2 separate regions of the Mus musculus genome follow, and region 1 is linked to region 2. A link is a loop called in an ENCODE intact Hi-C map of the cell type or tissue named here. Cell type or tissue: left cerebral cortex. All regions are shown on one strand. Links, peaks and the distances in the headings refer to the core of each region. The heading gives the core; the rest is flanking DNA. Region 1 has its middle 8.1 kb from the start of Numb. Region 2 holds the start of Gm31386 (a long non-coding RNA gene).

Region 1 (8,778 bases), core at 437-8,436, 71 kb before region 2:
GAAGCTTATTGTGTGCGATCTAGCCCTATTGTTAAAACTAGTGCAGAAATTAGTAAGACTACTTTCTTGACTTTAAGTGACTCTATAATAATAGAGAAACCCTCAAGCCGGTATTTCCCATAAGCAGTCACAATCTGAGTTAGGTTTTAGGAACCAAAATCAGTGACAGATGGTAGGGTATAAGAATAAAAAGTAAACCGGGCATGGTGGTGCACACCTTTAATCCCTGCACTCGGGAGGCAGAGGTAGGCGGATTTCTGAGTTCGTGGCCAGCCTGGTCTACAAAGTGAGTTCCAGGACAGCCAGGGCTATACAGAGAAACCCTGTCTTGAAAAACCAAAAACCAAAAACCAAAAAAAAAAAAAACAAAAAACCCAAAACCAAAAACCAAAAAAACCAAACAAGAATAAAAAGTATTTCAACTAAAGGCAATGTGGTGGTTTGAACATGCTTGGCCTAGGGAGTGGCATTATTTGGAGGTGTGGCATTGTTGGAGGAAGTGTGTCACTGTGGCCATGGGCTTTAAGACTCTCATCGTTGCTGCCTCGAAGCAAGTCTTCTCCTGTTTGCCTTTGGAAACAAGATATTGAACTCTCAGCTCCTCCTGCACCATGCTTGCCTGGATGCTGCCATGCTCCCACCTTGGTGATAATGGACTGAACCTCTGAACCTGTAAGCCAGCCCCAATTAAATGTTGTTCTTATAAAAGTTGCCTTGGTCGTGGTATCTGTTCACAGCAATGAAAACCCTAACTAAGACAAACAACTACATCAATAAAAGTATAGATGCCAAAAATCCAGTATTAGGTGGTGGATCAGCAAGGAGTAGCAGAGATGAGGCCAAAGAATCTAAAAGGAACTAGGATTTATGGGAATCAGAAGGTGTTTAAAGGATTTAAACCCTGACTTGGATGGTCAGACTTGTGATTTGGTTTAACCACTCTGGTAGTAATATGGAAAACAAATATGAAGGGGAAAGGCTTCCAGACACGTTATAATGAGAACTTAAACTAGGGTACTGGTGGTGGCCTTGGTGGAGACAAGGGAACTGAAAAACTTAGAGGAAAGCAGTAGTAAGAATAGAGTCAAGTTGATACAACTAAGCTCCAGAATGTATTCCCCCAAGATGATAAATCTGTTAAATCAAGGGTTGTTTTCAGACCCTCTCACAGGGGTTGCTTAAGACCATCGGAAAACTCTGATACTTACATTATGATTCATAATAGTAGCAAAGTTAGAGTTATGAAGTAGCAACAAAAATAATTTTACGGTGTGGGTCACCACAAAATGAGGAACTGTATTTAAGGGTTGCAATATTAGAAAAGTTAAGAGCCACTGTGTTAAACCATTAATTAACATCTGGACTACAATTGGTCCAATTGGTAAAATCAGCCTAACATATTCAATTCTATCTCTGGTTCAGTGCTTCACATAGGCAGTGAGCCAAGTAAACAGCAACAGGGTACAGCTTTATCACAAACAAGTAAATTAACACAAATAATTATAGAACAAATAAAATTCATTTTAAAAGTTCATAGCTGTCGGTCAGAAGTTCATTTACAAGCAGATTCAGGGAAAGTTAGACAAACAAAGGGCTTGTTTATGTACTTTGGTTTTTGTTTTGCTTTTGAGATCAGAGTTGACATAGCCCGAGCTGGCTTTGAACTTTATGGGTGGCCGAGGATGACCCATAAAGTTTCTGTTCTCCCAAGCAGGTATATAATAATTCAGCCAGCCAATCACCTTAATCTTTCTTTTCTCTTCTTTCCTTTTCTTTCCTCCTTTTCTGAGTCCTTCTTTTCAAAGGAAACAATTTAGCTCTCAATAAATTTAGCTTTTGGTATATTTGAGTTTGCTTACATTTCAGTTTAACTTAAAAAAAAAAGGCTGCGTGCTATAAGCCTGCCCCAATTAAACGTTGTCCTTATAAGAGTTGCCTTGGTCATGGCATCTCTTCACATCAAAGGAAACCCTAACTAAGACAAGAACATTACACTGGGCTTCTGTTCCAAGATGAGGTCTGTGTATGCTCACTTCCCCATCAATGTCATTATTTAGGAGAATGAGTCTTTGGTTGAAATCTGAAATTTCTTGGGTGGAAAGTACCTTTCAGGGTTTGGATGAGGACAGGTGTTGCTTGTTCTGTCTCTTGAACCCAGAAAGATGAACTAATCCTTGAAGGAAATGATACTGCACTTGTTTTAAATTCAGCTGCTTTGATTCAGCAAGCCACAATGGATGGCATCGATGTGTCTGAAAAGGCAACAGTGCAGCAGGCTGATGTGCAAGACCTAAGTGACCCAGCTTCAGAAACAAGATCCTAATTCCAAGTACAAGATGGGCTCTTTGGGGACAATGAAAGACTTATATTGGGGGGAAAGCCCCACAATAAAAAGTTGAGCCTGGAAATATTTAGGGAAAAAATGTAAGGGCAGGGGGTAGAGTGTGACTCAGTGACAATGATGGGGAGGGGGGTCACCCACTTTTTTCTGGGAAACTAGATTGGTGTTACACATTGTTTAAAAAGCAGTATTAAAGCCAGTATTAGTGCTAGAATTATCTTTCAACAGCCAGTTGGACTACCCACAAGCTAGCCCTTTTGAACACACTTAGATACTGAGGAAACTCCAAGACAACTGAAACTGCTTGCTCTGGTTTCTGAAAGTTCAGATCCAGTTATGGCTGTTCCAAACATTACGCAATAGGTTTTCTGCTATCACAAGCCTAAGTGAACCCTACCTAGGCAACCCTGCAAGCATCTGCACCTGCTTCCCTAATGTTGCAACCTTATATGCAGCAACAGTTTCTCAAGTAGTCTCTCTTTGCCTACTTTAGCAGTGTAGCCTGAGCTGGTAACATGAAGAAAAGTAGAGCAGATAAGAGTAGCAGCAGCAATGGCAGAAACAGCAGGACAATAGCCATGAGAGCTGAGCAGCCATCAGCCAAGCTGTGAACATGACAGAGTGGCCAGGTGCACTGACAGCTGCAAAGGGGGTGGGACTTAAAGACTGGCAGCTGACAGTGGTGGAGGTGGTGAAAGATGGGGAGTAACTGCCTGCTTGACATTGGCATCAGTGACAACAGCCACATAAAGAGACAGCTGACTGTTCAAAGGGGTGGACTGGGCAAGATGAGGATAGAGGGCTTCAGCTGAAGAAACTGAAGACTGGACAGACCCAGAGAAGTGAAAATGTTCTCCAGAAGAGTTCAAAAAGCTATCAAGGGGCTGGTGAGATGGCTCAGCAGGTAAGAGCACCCAACTGCTCTTCCAAAGGTCCTGAGTTCAAATCCCAGCAACCACATGGTGGCTCACAACCATCCGTAATGAGATCTGACTCCCTCTTTTGGTGTGTCTGAAGACAGCTACAGTGTGCTTACATATAATAAATAAATAAATCTTTTAAAAAAAAGCTATCAAAATTTGAAATCCCAGTACCTAAGCCTGTCTGGAAGCAGCAATGCCAATCGCTGTCCAGAACTAGATAGGAACTCTTAACATTTGCAGGCCCAATAGCCACCTTAACTAGCACATCCACATGAGCTATTAACACTAGAGTGTTAACACTATCCTAGTCTGCCTCCTGCCACCACATGCTACTCCAAAACACTGAGAGATGCAAAAGCTAACAATTAAGGAATTCCTCCTGGCCTTCCCTGGATTTCTGGCACCAGCAGAGCACTTACTTACCTACCATGCACAAGAACCTGGCTTCAATTTTTAGCCCTTCAAAAACTCCATACAACCAAACATGACTCTTCTTGTAACTACAAACTATTTTTGAAAGCTTACATTATTACTGCTCCTGCATGTGTATCTATGACATGAGTGTGACTACTGGTGTGCAAGTGCCACAGCATACCATGTGGAGGTCAGATGGTAATTTTTAGGGAGTCAATTCCACTATGCACCCCAGGAATCCAACTCAGGCCATCAGGTTTACAAAGTTAATATTTATACCTGCTGAGCCATCCTGCCAAGCCCTAGTTTTATTTTTTAATTTGGAAAACAACTGGTGAACCCAATTTATGATTCATGAATACTTAAGTATATTTTAAGCATACTTAAGTAATATTTTATAGATTAAAAAATGTTATGCATATACTCAAAGCCAGACACTTCAGTGCTAGCACACCTACAAGGCTAAGATGGGAGGATCATGAGTTCAAACCCAGGGTATGCTAAACAGGGAGAGTTGAAAATATAAAAGACAGTAAAACAATATGGCCATCACACATTCATAGGCTGATTTTACTAGGAACATATTCAAGAACTTACCTTTACTTAAAAAACAAAATTTAATTTTGCTCTATGTAGGAACAACTGATTTAGCAAAGGAAGATGTTGGTGACAAAGGGCAGAGTTCCTGAGAATCATAACCTACTTTTTATACTGACTCTCCTCTCCTAAGCATCTGTCAAGTGTAGGAAGGTGCTGGAATCTGGAGAGGCAGACGAGAATAAAAATATGCTCGGTTCCAAGAATGAGAAGTGAGAAGAGGGGATGAGAAGAAGCGGAAAAGTGGCAGGGGAGGGGAAAGTAGGAAGCAAGAGGAGGGGAGGGAAGAATGAGAGGGAAGAGGAGGAGGGCAGGACAGGGATATGTCTCCCTTCACAAGTATCTTTACGTTGTCTTCAGCTCTTTTAACCTCACTAATCATTCTCTTACCTTATTTGCATCCCTGTTCCCTAACCAAAGTTATCAGCAAACACTTCTAAAACATACCTCTGTCTCCACCGCCGGAACCACCACAGCCCAATTCAACTTCATCGCTTGTCTGGAGTAAAGTGAAAACTAGGACGCATTTCTATTGTTCCTCTCTGATCAACCATGTACACGGTAGCTAAAACTTTATATTCACTGACGACTGAGTGTAGAAGTCTGTTTTCTCTTTCCAACGTGAGGGTCCCAGGGATCAAATTCAGATCAATAAACTTGGTGGCAGGTACCCTAATCTGCTGGGCCATCTCAAGTCCCAGAATAATCTTTTAAAAATAGATTATGGCACCATGTAAACATCCACTTGCTTTCTAAATGTATCTGCAAATCAAATTGAAACTAAGCTTTTAGTGACTCAGATGCTTAAAACAGCATGCAGATATAAATACTCAGTAAATGTTCATATACTAAGGTATGGCCCCTGTCTGACTCTCAGCTTGGAATGGCAGTCTCCTTAACTAAGTCGTTATGGTTCTTTGGTTTCCTGAAGCTTATTTCCAGTTGGAGCCTGCTGTTTCTTTTTCCTGAAACAGTTTCTTCTTGGCTTTTCAAGAGCTTATTTCTTTGTAATATGTCCAAGTTTCGCCTTCAATGTCATCGACTGATGACATCAATGAGGTCATTTTCACTTTCCAAAAACTTTCCCTATAATTCGTTTTTTAAGAAAAGATGTATCTGTTTTAAAGGTTTTAGAATTATTGTTAAATTTCTGTATATGAGTCCCTTGCTTGCATGTATGTGTGTGCACTCCATGCATACCTGGCTTCCATAGAAACCAGCAGACGACATCAGGTCCTAGTAGAACTGGAGTTACAGATGGTTATGGGACTCCTCCTGGGTGTCGGAAGCTAAACCCAGGCTGACTCCAAGAGTAGCAAGCACACTCAATCACTGAGCCATCTCTCCTGTCCTTTACAATTCTTTTTAAAAAACAAACAAGCAGGGTATCTGTATTATGTATCTCTGACTGTCCTAGAACTTGCTATGTAGCCCAGGCTGACCTCACAGAGATCCAACTATGTCTGTCTCCCAAGTGCTAGGATTAAAGATGTGGGCTTCTAAAGTTAACCCCATTTTATTACACAACTCTTCATTTCTTTCAAAGTGCTTTAACTGGTCACTAATATGAATGTTACAATTTTTACTATGATTCATCATATCTACATGTTTCCCTTAATTACTAATATCACCTTGAGTCCAACAAAATACTGTGTAAGATGGAAGAAGAGTCAGGATAAGAAAATTAAACCATATCCTCAGGTGGGGGTATGGTACTTACTTACCTAGCACGGGGAAGACGGAGTTTGGGATAACCGAAGTGTGACTGTGTGTATGTGTATACATATATTCCATCCTTTAACAGTTTTGAATGATTTAAGTATACAGTGACAATAGAGAAAGGGGCATTTTAAGTAGGATGAGGTAAAGAACCACACTATACTGTATATGTAAAGATGTGTGTTTTATCAGAGGTAGTAGTAGGAGTTAGGAACACTGCAGCCTTCATTTGTAGGCAGTCAGGATACAGAGTCAAGGGAAACAGTAATCTATGTCTTGGTGGAACTGGCAGTCACCTCCAAGAACACCAAGGTTTTTAAATGAATGACGTAATTGGTAAGCTAAGGAATCAAAATCCAAAAGCCTAACCATCAAGAAAGACACTGGCTCACCAGCAGCCTCTGTTCTTTTTACCTGCTGGATCGTCATCCTTGACATGGAACTTGCAGTGGGCTTTCCTGAGCCTATACATACATGCCTGCCTACCTGATCAGAATTACCCACTTACATATGAATTAAGTAACCAGATTCGTCCTGGCTTAGTTCCTCATTTGCATACAGATAGGACCAAACTGGCCCATTCTCAGGACACAAACACCCTCTGCTCCCAAAGCATTACTTGGCAACTCATTAGAGAGCTGAATCTTTATTTCCTAATAACCTTGGCTCGCCTGCCCTGCTTGTATTGTCTTTATTCCTCATTCTTCTCCATCATGAGACAAAAAACTTGGCTCTGACTCAAGGAACTGGTAATACTAGATGCCATCAACTGCAAAATGTACCACTATTTTATATTTCACTAAAGAAAAATGCTGCTGAAAGTGTTAATAAATCTCCATTAATTATGAGTTTTCTAGAAAGCACTGTAAAAATGAAGACATGGATCACTGGCTACTCACTCAAGCCTCATCAGCACGAGGAGAAGCCACAGAGCCCATCACACAGCAGCAGCTGTTTATAGTCTTCATTTGCCTGCTCACGCTGGCCCATCCTCTTAGCCGTAGACTGTCTACATTACTGTGCTTTAGATGCACCTCTTCTTGATTACAGAAGATAGTTCAATCTTTTTTTGTAATTCAAATAGAATATGACAGAAAGATACACATATGTATATACACATACTTTTCAAAATTTGAGACCACACATGTACTTATGGACTACAGATTATAGCCGACCATGAGAGAAATATAAAGACAATTATAGAAACCTCACACTTGGAAAAATATATATAATTAATAATAAAAAGACTCATGGGCCAGGGCCACTTTTAAATTAGATTAGAAAATAAAAATAGGATATGTCTGCCTAGCATGTGTGAGGACCTGGGTTCAATTCCCTGCACCACAGAAAAAAAGAAAAGGAGGGGAAAGAAAAGTTGATAAGTTTCTATCTTAAGGAATCATAAATAGAAAAAAAGCTCATAACAATGAGAAAACAGCACTCTTTTTGATATAATATTTATTTCTCTTATATAAGTACACTATAGCTGTCTTCAGATGCACCAGGAGAGGGCATCCAATCTCGTTACAGATAGTTGTGAGCCACCATGTGGTTGCTGGGATTTGAACTCAGGACCTCCAGAAGAGCAATCAGTGCTCTTAATTTCTGAGCCAGCTCTCCAGCCCCCAAAACAGCATTCTTAATAACACTCTAGGCTAGATTATCCAGCTAATTATCTATAAAACAATACAAAGTAATTAGCAAAATTATATTTAAAAAAAAAAAACCCTAAAGAGTTACTAGTGCGCTAACAATATGGAGCAGAAACTACTAGACACAAATGTATGAAAAGGGTTGACAAATGGCTCAGCAATTAAAAGTAGTTAAGAAGCTGGGCATGGTGGTGCACGCCTTTGATCCCAGCACTCAGGAGGCAGAGGCAGGCGGATTTCTGAGTTTGAGGCCAGCCTGGTCTACAAAGTGAGTTCCAGGACAGCCAGGGCTATACAGAGAAACCCTGTCTCAATAAATAAATAAATAAATAAATAAATAAATAAATAAATAAATAAGTAGTTAAGAGCATTGGCTGCTCTTCCAGAGAACCCAGGTTTAATTCCCAGCATCCACATGGTGGCTCACTGCTATCCATAACTCCAGTTCCAGGGCATCAGATACCTCTTTGAATTTCCAAATTCTCTTATAGATATGCTGTACACATACACACAGAATATAATAAGGAAAGATTTTTAAAAATCATGGTAGGGCATGCATATGACCAATACATCCACACATATACATACATACATGCATCTATATCAAGCACAAAGCTAATCTATGAACACAGACTTAAATTGGGAACCATGTCTCCTATGCTCCATTATGCATGAACTCAAGGTTCTGCCAAGCCTTCCCTGCCATCATGGACTCACACTCGTGGAGGGTGTGAGCCAAAACCACCTTCTCTAAATTGTTTCTGTCAGGTATTATCATCAGAGTGATGCAACAGTGACTAATACAGTACATAGGGCACCCGTTGGTGTCAGGTCTGTAAGCTGTTATTTCACAAGACTCACAACAGATTTGAATTCGGTCAAATTGGTGATTTTTCTCTAAGTCTAATTTATTCAACATTAATTTTGGTTTATGTATATTGTAGCCTAAACTTTGCTCAAATAAATTTAGATAATTTAAAATAATGACTTTCTTTACTAGCTGTTAACAGATGAAAATATTTAGTGTAGACAAGTAGAAAAGGTTTTTTTTGTTTGTTTGTTTTGTTTTTTGTTTTTAGTATAGAATAGAGTTTTTCAGGGCATAGGGAGGGGAGTTAAGAGGGTAGTAGAG
Region 2 (8,778 bases), core at 237-8,236:
CAGTATTTCTACATCTGATGATAAAATTCACAGTACGTTATAAAAACACAATTTCTTTGCAACTAAAGGATTTATGGTAACACTAAGGTTTTAAAAATTCGAGCTTTTCAGGTACTTTACTGAATAAAGTACTTTTTTAAAAGGTGGTAAGTTTACTATGGGATCTTTTCTGATAAAGGAATTCTTGAAGTAAAGTAAAAACCACGTAGAAAGAGGGGATTTGTGCTTTTACAGGCTGGGTTCCCAGGCACCACCATTTCCAAGGACTACTATCTGAGCAGCTGGGAACAGGAGGCAGAGAGGCAGAACAGAAGCTATTATAACGGGAAGAGGGACATCCCTGAAATAGAAAATAAGATAAATTAACTATTACTAAGTAAAGTTTCATTTAAAAATCACTCATCTAAGTAAACCTTGATAAGTGCAAGTGAGTCTCAAGTCCAGCGGGGAAAGGTTTCTTTGGGATTCAAAATCTATCATTTATTCAACTACAGGTTAATGAATTTCACTGTAAAATGAGTTGAGCAATCAAAGCTATTCATAGATAAGTATGATTAAATTATGGGTGAATAATACATTAACTGAATAAAGTCCAGTTATTAAAGCAAGTAATCTAATTGCCCAATGTCCAACATTATAAGGAATGAACTTTTTTTAAAGATTTATTTATTTATTATATGTAAGTACACTGTAGCTGTCTTCAGACACTCCAGAAGAGGGAGTCAGATCTCATTACGGGCGGACGTGAGCCACCATGTGGTTACTGGGATTTGAACTCAGAACCTTCGGAAGAGCAGTTGGTACTCATAACCACTGAGCCATCTTACCAGCCCCAGGAATGAACTTTTCTATTTCTCTCCACAGTTAAGATTTTAATTCTTCCATCACTTAGTTTGTGTGTGTATGTATGTACATATATATATATGTACATACATACACATATACATGCATACAAAGACATAAAGTGCAATCACACTAGTGATAGGAATACTGCATTTAATTCAATATAAAAAAAATTGAAAGTTTTTGGAAATTTTATCTACTCCAACCCAACCCCCAAATAGTGAATTTATTTTGTGAAAAGACTATTTTTGAAATCAAACATAAAATGATTATATGGTTTTTGGCCTCCCATTTGGAATTTTATTTTGGAATCAAAATTTTGTTTAATTTAGAACTATCTGAAATAGAATTAAAAAGAGGGGGGGGGAAACCTAAAAAGTATTGATGCAAAGCTGCAGCAATATTTCTTCACAATTTCATAAAACATTAATGAAAGGCTACATAATCCCCTGGATTAAAGATTTTTAAAGAGACCTGCAAGGATTGTCTTTTTCAGTTTTCAGTACTGGTTTCTTTATTCTTGTATCCACAGACCCAGATCTAAAGCAACTCCAGCTAGTTTGAAAATAAGCCATCTGGTTTTCAGCTTGTTTTATGGTGGTGTCACTGTCACGGAGAAAAGGTCTTCACCAAGAGTGGTGGTGTACCCCTCCATACTAGCACTCAGGAGGCAGAGGCAGGCAGGCAGCTGATCTCTTCAGTTCCTGGTCTATAGAGCCAGTTCCAGGATAGACAGGGTTACATAGAGAAGCCTTGTCTCAAAACAAACAAACAAACAAACAAACAAGCAACAGAGTGGGGAAGGGGCAAGGCAGAGGGAGAGGGAAAGAAGGGCTTGCTGTGTAACCCAGGCTAGCCTCTAATCAACATCAATCCTCCTGTTTCATCCTCCCAGGTGTCTGAATTATAATTGTGCACCACTATGCCTGGCAGCCATCTGGTTTTCCAGAGGGGGAAAAAAAAAACTCATCTAAGAATAAGACAAAACATTCAATATACACTTTAACTACAGCTGTAAATACATACTGTAAATTACATTTAGCTTCCTGAGACAAGTATACAAGATATACCGAACCCACTTCACTCTCAGGACAATAGAATCCACACAACAAGAGCTCCTGCACAACCCACAAGTGTCTCCATAGTTAAGCCTCTACCCCATCAGTACTTGTTCTCTCTCCTTTCTCCCTTCTTGGTTTTGTTGTTTAAAGACTGGTCTCTCTCTCTAGCTCAGGACGGCCAATGCCTTCCAGCAATCCTCCTGTCTCAGATGTCAGAGTGCTAATATTAGTCTCTAAGAATAAGAAATCCTTTCATTTTTCTCACTTGCAGTGTTTTCTTTTGTGCTTGTTTATCCTTTATACATGAAATATTCTAAACCAGTTCGATATTGAGTTAGTTGATAGATGTTAATGTCTTTTACAGTACAGTGAAAGGAAAACTGGTAACAGGAAGGCACAGGTGAGGCAGCAGAGGGCCATCTGAGACACCATTGTTTCTCTGCCTCTGTTCCCTGTAAGTGTGCACGCCATGTTCTCAGGATCCACAAAAGTGGATCAGAATCAGAGGCTCAATGCAAGTCCTAGTAATGTCAAACTGTCCAAACTGCCGTTATCACCACCTGAGAACTACTGCAAAATAAGTAACTTAATTCCTCAACATTGAAGGGATACTTCTGCCATAGTGTGCAACTCAAAACAGTTTGTCAAACTTTTCTGACTGAAAGACATAGATTTTACACTGTGACTTAAAACATGTATATAAGAAGTTTCCCTAAACAAGATTTTTCTTTATCAAATGTGAGGCTAGTGTATTCTGTTTTGCTTTCAATAATCAATAAATTTTTTTAAGATCTCAAAAAAAAATGTTTGGGTTAGGGAAGTAGTACTTTTCGATAGAGCCCATGTCTAGCTTGTGTGAGATATTGAGTATCATCCACAGTACTTGGGGGGGGGGACCCTTTATAATAAGTTGTGTTCTCTTTCTCCCCCCCCCTTACCTCTTCAGCAAGATGGACAGGTATTCTGATATTTTAAGGCTGATTACTACTAGTTTTTATTAAAGCAAGTTGTCCTCAGAATATGACTGATCCCTTGAAGAACACTAAGCATCACTTGGGCTGAATTCTTGACCCCCACCCCTAGGCCTTCTGGTTCCGAAACCTCGGGTGGCGCCAACCAATCTGTATGAAGGCATTTCCAATCTTGGATACTTTCTATGTAACAAACCAGTACTGAGTTCTGCACCAGCCACCACTCTAAAAATTCTACAAATACATTAAAAAAAAAAAAACTTTTTGAAATACCTGTAATCTCAGCACTCAGGAGACAGAGGCACTTGAACTCTGTGAGTTTAGGAGAGCCTGGTCTATACAAAAAACAGCCAGAGCTTCTGCGCAAGACCCTTCCTCAAAAATGTATGAATGAATAAAAAATAAATACAATTTAAATCCCTGTAAGTAAAAACTGCCAGTATTACCAGATAAGTGATAGTACAAGAATTCTAAGTTATTTTCAATTTAGCAGGGTATGCCTATCCGCTTCATGAATACCCTCAATCTGATCCAGTCGGTTTTGCTCCTTTAGTTCGGCTACTCCTCCCCTTTTCCTCTCAAATTCCCCATCCTGTTGATGTCCTTATTTTCCAGTATTTTCGCTGTCATTCTAAAACTCATTTCTAAAGCCCTAGCTTCCAAGCCACTGTCACCTTGCTTTTAAGGACGGAGTCTCTGGTTCAGCTTGGCATATTAGTAGCAATTAGTTTCTCCTGTTCTCGGAAGCCCTCACCAGCACCATTGTTAAATGCTCGATCCATTGGCCTGGCCAGCTTCCTTCCACAAGACCACTCACCCACTCCCGGGCAAGTTTCCCCCAGATCTCTCTAACTCCCTCCCTCCAGGGAAATTACTCTTCCCCTCTTACCTCCATCCCATTTTGCTTAAGGGAACTTGCACTTTCCCGCTGAACCCTTACCCTAGTCTCAAATCCCAACTCGGGCGGCTTAAAGCCTTGGCTCCGAGGGTCCTCAGCTCAGACTCAGGTCCCAAACCCGCTGTGGGGGGCAGGGCGGCCGCGGCCCCTCCCCGGAGGAGTTGGTTCAAGGTCTCCACCCCGCAGACCCTTCCTCCCCCGACAGCTGCCCTTCTCTGGGGGTCGCGCCGTACTCGGTGCCTTTCCTCCGCTCCCTGTCACCCCCCGGACCCCGGCCGCCCTCGGTCTCCCCACCTCCTACTTCTCTCCGACAGGGGCCACTCCCAGTTTTGTCGGCCCCCGCGGCTCCCAGAGCACCGAGAAACCCCGGTATCCCCTAGACTCTCCAGCCCCGGAGCCGCTCGCTCCGGGTCCCCCCCTCGCTCGCAGACCCCCGCCGCTCGGGTCTCTTCAGGAAGTCGCGCACACACCGGCCTCCCGTCACTGTCCCCAGGGCCGCTGCCGGGCAGCCCAAGGGACCTCCCGGCCTGGCCCCCGCCGGAGTCCCGCGCCAACCTACCTTCCCAGCTCCAACTCTGCCGGCAGGAACCCCGCCGATCTCCCGCCGCGCCCGACCCCGACACGACCCGGCCCGCAGCCCTGGCCTCTCGCCCGCGGCCTCCGCCTCCGGAGCGCAAAGCTAGAGTTTCCGGCCCGCCACCGCCTCCGCACCTCAGGCCCGCCTCGCCCGCACTCACCTGCCGCTGGCCCTGAACAACTCCGGCGCCTCAGACTCTACCTCCGCCGCCAGTAGCCACCAAGCGCCACCACCTCCCCCATGACAACAGGCCCGCCCCATACCACACTTCCAACTTATCCATTGGGTGGAGGGGCGGCGGCCCTCTGCTGCGATTGGTTGACTCTTCCTGTCCGTCATCCTCTCTTTACCGCCCCTTTTCCTGGACCGAGTCTTCGCCCCCGCCCGGACCTGGACCGGCCTAGATCATGCTTTAGTTGTAATTGGTTGATGATTGGGCAGTTCGAAGTTATGATAGGCTACTGATAGTGTCTGTTACCTTAACTGGCAAGGAGTGTGCTGGCCACGGTTGGTTCAAGCCCTGTGCACAGTTTGGTTGCGCAGTAGAAAGCAAAGACGGGGCAGACGCTCACGTCCGAGGTTACCGGGAAGGGTTAACTCTTTGTTGTGGGGTTGGCGCAATCTACTCTTCCTTTTCTAGTTCTCTTCCAACAAGGGGAAAAATCTCTGCCAGCTTAAGGAGGGAGCGCTTGGAAAACATCGACTTCAGGGGTTGTGTTTAAGAACAGTCCAATTCCTCAGCCGAAAGGTATCTCATAGATCAAAATTTCCCTCGTGTTTTCTTCAAGTTTCCTTGAAGTTCTTTCCGGTAGTTTTCCATGCTTTAGGTTCGGGCAGAGCGCGGCTGTTTATTAAGCAGCAGTCGGGCTCCCATTGCATTTATAAATATCGCCAAGAAATTATATTTATAATTGTACCTGTCGTATTCTAGAGTTTTCCAGCTTCCAGACCCACTTTCCAGGGTCTGCCAAGTAACCAAACAACCATCATCAAGTTTTAAAAACACGGGCAGCAATTTATCCTTATAGTGATTTGGAAATAAGAATTTCACCGTGCCCCCACCACTACCACTTCCAAGCACAACTTGGCTTTTAAGTTTTGGAGCTCTTAAATAGTATTACTAGCTATCTGGCAGATACCAATTAGTCTCAGTCTCTCTTCTCTTCTCTTCTCTTCTCTTCTCTTCTCTTTCTCTCTCTCTCCATCCCTCTTCCCTCCTCCTTCTGCCCCCCCCCCCACGTTTGCTCTTTTTCTACCTCTCCTATCCTAAGCAGCCTAAAATAGAACCATTGAATGAATCGCAGGGTTTTTCCCCCATCACTTGGTACAATACACAAGAATAAATGATCGCATTTCTCGTTCATTTGGGTACAAGTCCCAGTAGGCATTTTTGAGAGATCTGGTGTTGCTATAAAAACTCTCTGCTCCTAGAAATGCATTCATCATTAGCTTTCTCTGCTTTTTCATCCCCAGCGCTTTTCCTGCTCCTAAATAAGAAAATGTGGCCTGATTACTCTTGCAGTTTCTAAGTCAAATTTAAATATACCTTCTCCACAACCCCACGGGGAATAGGCAAAGCTGTGGTAATAGATTTTTAAGGAGGTCTATGCTCTCAAACACAAGGTCTTGGAATAAAGGCCTTCCGGTGGATCCCGGAGTGGACTTTGGAAATTTTGTACTTTGCCTTTTTGCTGTAACTCCTGCCATATCTCTTCTGTTTATTAACCTTCTGCCCTTTACAGAGCAAGCTCCAGAATCTAAAACTATGTAGCTTATTATTATGAGGTAGGGGTTGTGGGGAGGGAGAGCTGTCTATATTTTTAGTTGAGCTGAAATAAACTGCATATTTCTATCATCAAACTAAGTGGAAATTATTCCTCCAGTAACTATACATAACAATGAAGTGGGGTGGTTTTTTTCCCCCTAGTTATCTTCTGGAACCTTCTTCCCTTTTCTCTCATCCTCACCTTCCAATTTAGAAATACCCTCCCATTCAATTCAGTGACTCACAGAAAATCCATAAAAGGAAAGTGTGAAAGCCAAAATAACTCCAGAGATGGCTGAATCATTTCACTGAAGGAAAAGATCACGCACTGACCAAGATAAGATGGAAGTCAGGACAGAAGACCTGAGCTAGCATCTTATAACATGGGAAGTAAATAAGCAAATAGGAAGGGGCCTGGAGAGGCTGCAACATCCCAGCATCCTTTTACACAGCCTTTCAATGCCTCGCCAGCAGCCTCCTTCCCTAGCCTTGATGCTGTGCTGTAGTACCAATTTTAGAGCAAGTCAGAAGGCAATTAATGTCCTAGCAGATCGGAAACAATAGCGTCATAGGAGGGCATGGCCATTATTATGGTGCTCTGGATAATAATGGCCCTTGCACAGCCACAGTGATGAGGTGCCATACAGAACATAGAATTAGGGCAGTCTCGAGAAGGGGACTCGACCACTAAGTTTAGGAACTCAGACTGCTATCACAAAAGTTGGTGAATAATTGCCACAAAGGTCAGCCACTCATTATCTCAACCACTAAAAACAAGCTTTTGTCCTGGGTCGCTCCTACCCATCTACTTCCCAAGGTTCCCCTTTGTAAAATAAGAGGAAAATTAAAATAAATGTGTACAACCAGCAGGAAGAAGAAAAGTTGAAAGAAGGAAGGCTTTAAGATGCACACTTAGAACTAACCAAGGGTGTTGGGTTAACAAAACTGCTCGAAGTCTTTGGTTTTATCCACATGGGGTTAGCCTGCTACCATTGCCCCTTGCTTCGCCTCCCTGCTCTGTGTACTTCTCCAGCACTCCCAGCCCCCCACAGGGCCTCTTAGAAATCAAGAGCCCTGGAGCCTGCTTGTCTGCAGCTCTGTGTTTGGTATGGCTGCCTGTGGAGGTTGCTGTAGATGCTATCTGTTCAGAACCTCTTGATTCAGACCATGATGGCAGGTATGCTAGCGGCAAATGTGACTCTAATGTGACTCAAATGTGACTCTACCAACTGAGTGCAAAATGGGGGACTCACTGTGGTACCCTGATATCTGAGGGGTACAGTAGAAGCCCAGGCCTTCATGGGCTCTAAGGCATTTCCTCTCTACCTTCTTCTTACAGAGCAACATTCAACACTCAAGTCTCCGTTCATTTCTTTTTCTTTTTCTTTTGTTTAGTTTTGGGTTTTGTTTTGTTGTTGTTGTTTTTGATTGTTTGTTTGGTTGGGTTTTTTTTTTGTTGTTGTTTTGGGCATTTTTTTTTTTTTTTTTTTGCTTTTGGTTTTTATTTTATTTATTTGCTTGTTTGTTTGCTTGCTTTTTGGTCTAAAGAGCCAAATCCCACCTTCGATAAGCTCTATGTCTTGCCTGTGGAAGTCTTCAATCCTCCGATCCCCCTTTTCTAGACACAATTCCAGTTCCAGATGGGCTAGAGAAGTAAGTTGCGGTGGGAGCAGACCAGGGCCAGAGTTACCTGCCGCCCCGCCAGCCACTGGAGGCAAGATTACTGATAAGAAGTAGTTAACAAGGTGGAAAGAGTTAGGAAGAAAAGAGGGGCTTGGGGAGGAGAAAGACCTGAGGAAAGAAGAAGAGAAAGCAAGAGAGAAGCCGCCATGAGAGACAGAAAACTGGTCTGGGAGCCCAGGAGAGCGCTGAGCCAGCCCTCCCCTCCGGAGGCTGCCCCCTCCCAGTGCTGCCTGTGGACTTTACACTGGCTTGCTTAAGTGCACTGATAGGTAAAGTGCAGTGTCTGCCACTCACTCGTTAAAGGAAAAAAGTGCCTGGGATGCATTCTATAAGGCTCTTGTTCCGTATCTTCTTGGGAAGCCTCCCCAAGTTCAAAGACTGCTGCTCTGGCAGCTGGTCAGAGCTGACAAAGGAAGGACAGATTTATGTAGCCAAGCCAAGGACATGTCTTCATAAAGGTGACCTCTGGCTGAACACAAGGCAAAAGATGATTTTACCATCCCAAGCAGAAGAACTTCTAATAGATGGAAGTGCCAAGCCGTTTTTCCCGTGCTGGAACTGAGCACTGTGGCTTCAAAGTTCAAGACTGGTTTGTGGATGAGAAGGCAAAGTGGGGGAGAGTGTGGAAGGGGCCGTTCTCATGGGCAGAGCTGTTTGCTTTTCTGTTCCAGATGCCTGGGATTTTTTTTTAAAGATGTATTTATTTTATGTATATGAGTACACTGTCACTCTCTTCAGACACACACCAGAAGAGGGCATCCGATCCCATTACAGATGGTTGTGAGCCACCATGAGGTTGCTGGGAATTGAACTCAGGACCTCTGGGAGAGCAGTCAGTGCTCTTAACCACTGAGCCATCTCTCCAGCCCCTGTGATTTTTTTTTTAATGCCATACCATGCCTTACTAGTAAATACTCATTTTCATCCTCAAGAAAAATGATGTGCTTATAGTGTGCTTATTTATAAAATGGGTAAGGTGT

The links. Hi-C counts contacts between places; a loop is a spot of excess contacts. Peaks named below come from ENCODE experiments on the same cell type or tissue, not always from the same donor. Only the 100,000 strongest peaks of a DNase experiment are listed, where the experiment ranks them.
Region 1: a loop joins it to region 2, with 6 times the contacts of the local background. A loop is called at or near these places in 6 of 42 quality-filtered maps.

What each region holds. Positions count from the first base shown.
Region 1 is chr12:83,846,068-83,854,845 of GRCm38, forward strand. It overlaps a transcript of Numb not described here. Among named protein-coding and RNA genes, the nearest start is that of Numb, 8.1 kb to the left of the region's middle. In left cerebral cortex, for the core only: no CTCF peak of the experiment used is centred there; DNase peaks (open chromatin) are centred at 4,466, 5,045 and 5,510; H3K27ac peaks cover 2,173 bases.
Region 2 is chr12:83,917,308-83,926,085 of GRCm38, forward strand. Gm31386 (a long non-coding RNA gene) reads left to right here and starts at 4,581. Exons shown (of 3, transcript XR_381772.3): 1 at 4,581-5,098. It also overlaps a transcript of Numb not described here. In left cerebral cortex, for the core only: CTCF peaks have their summits at 667 (motif pointing right) and 4,526; DNase peaks (open chromatin) are centred at 1,541, 3,709, 4,725, 5,892 and 1 more place; H3K4me3 peaks cover 2,682 bases; H3K27ac peaks cover 3,739 bases.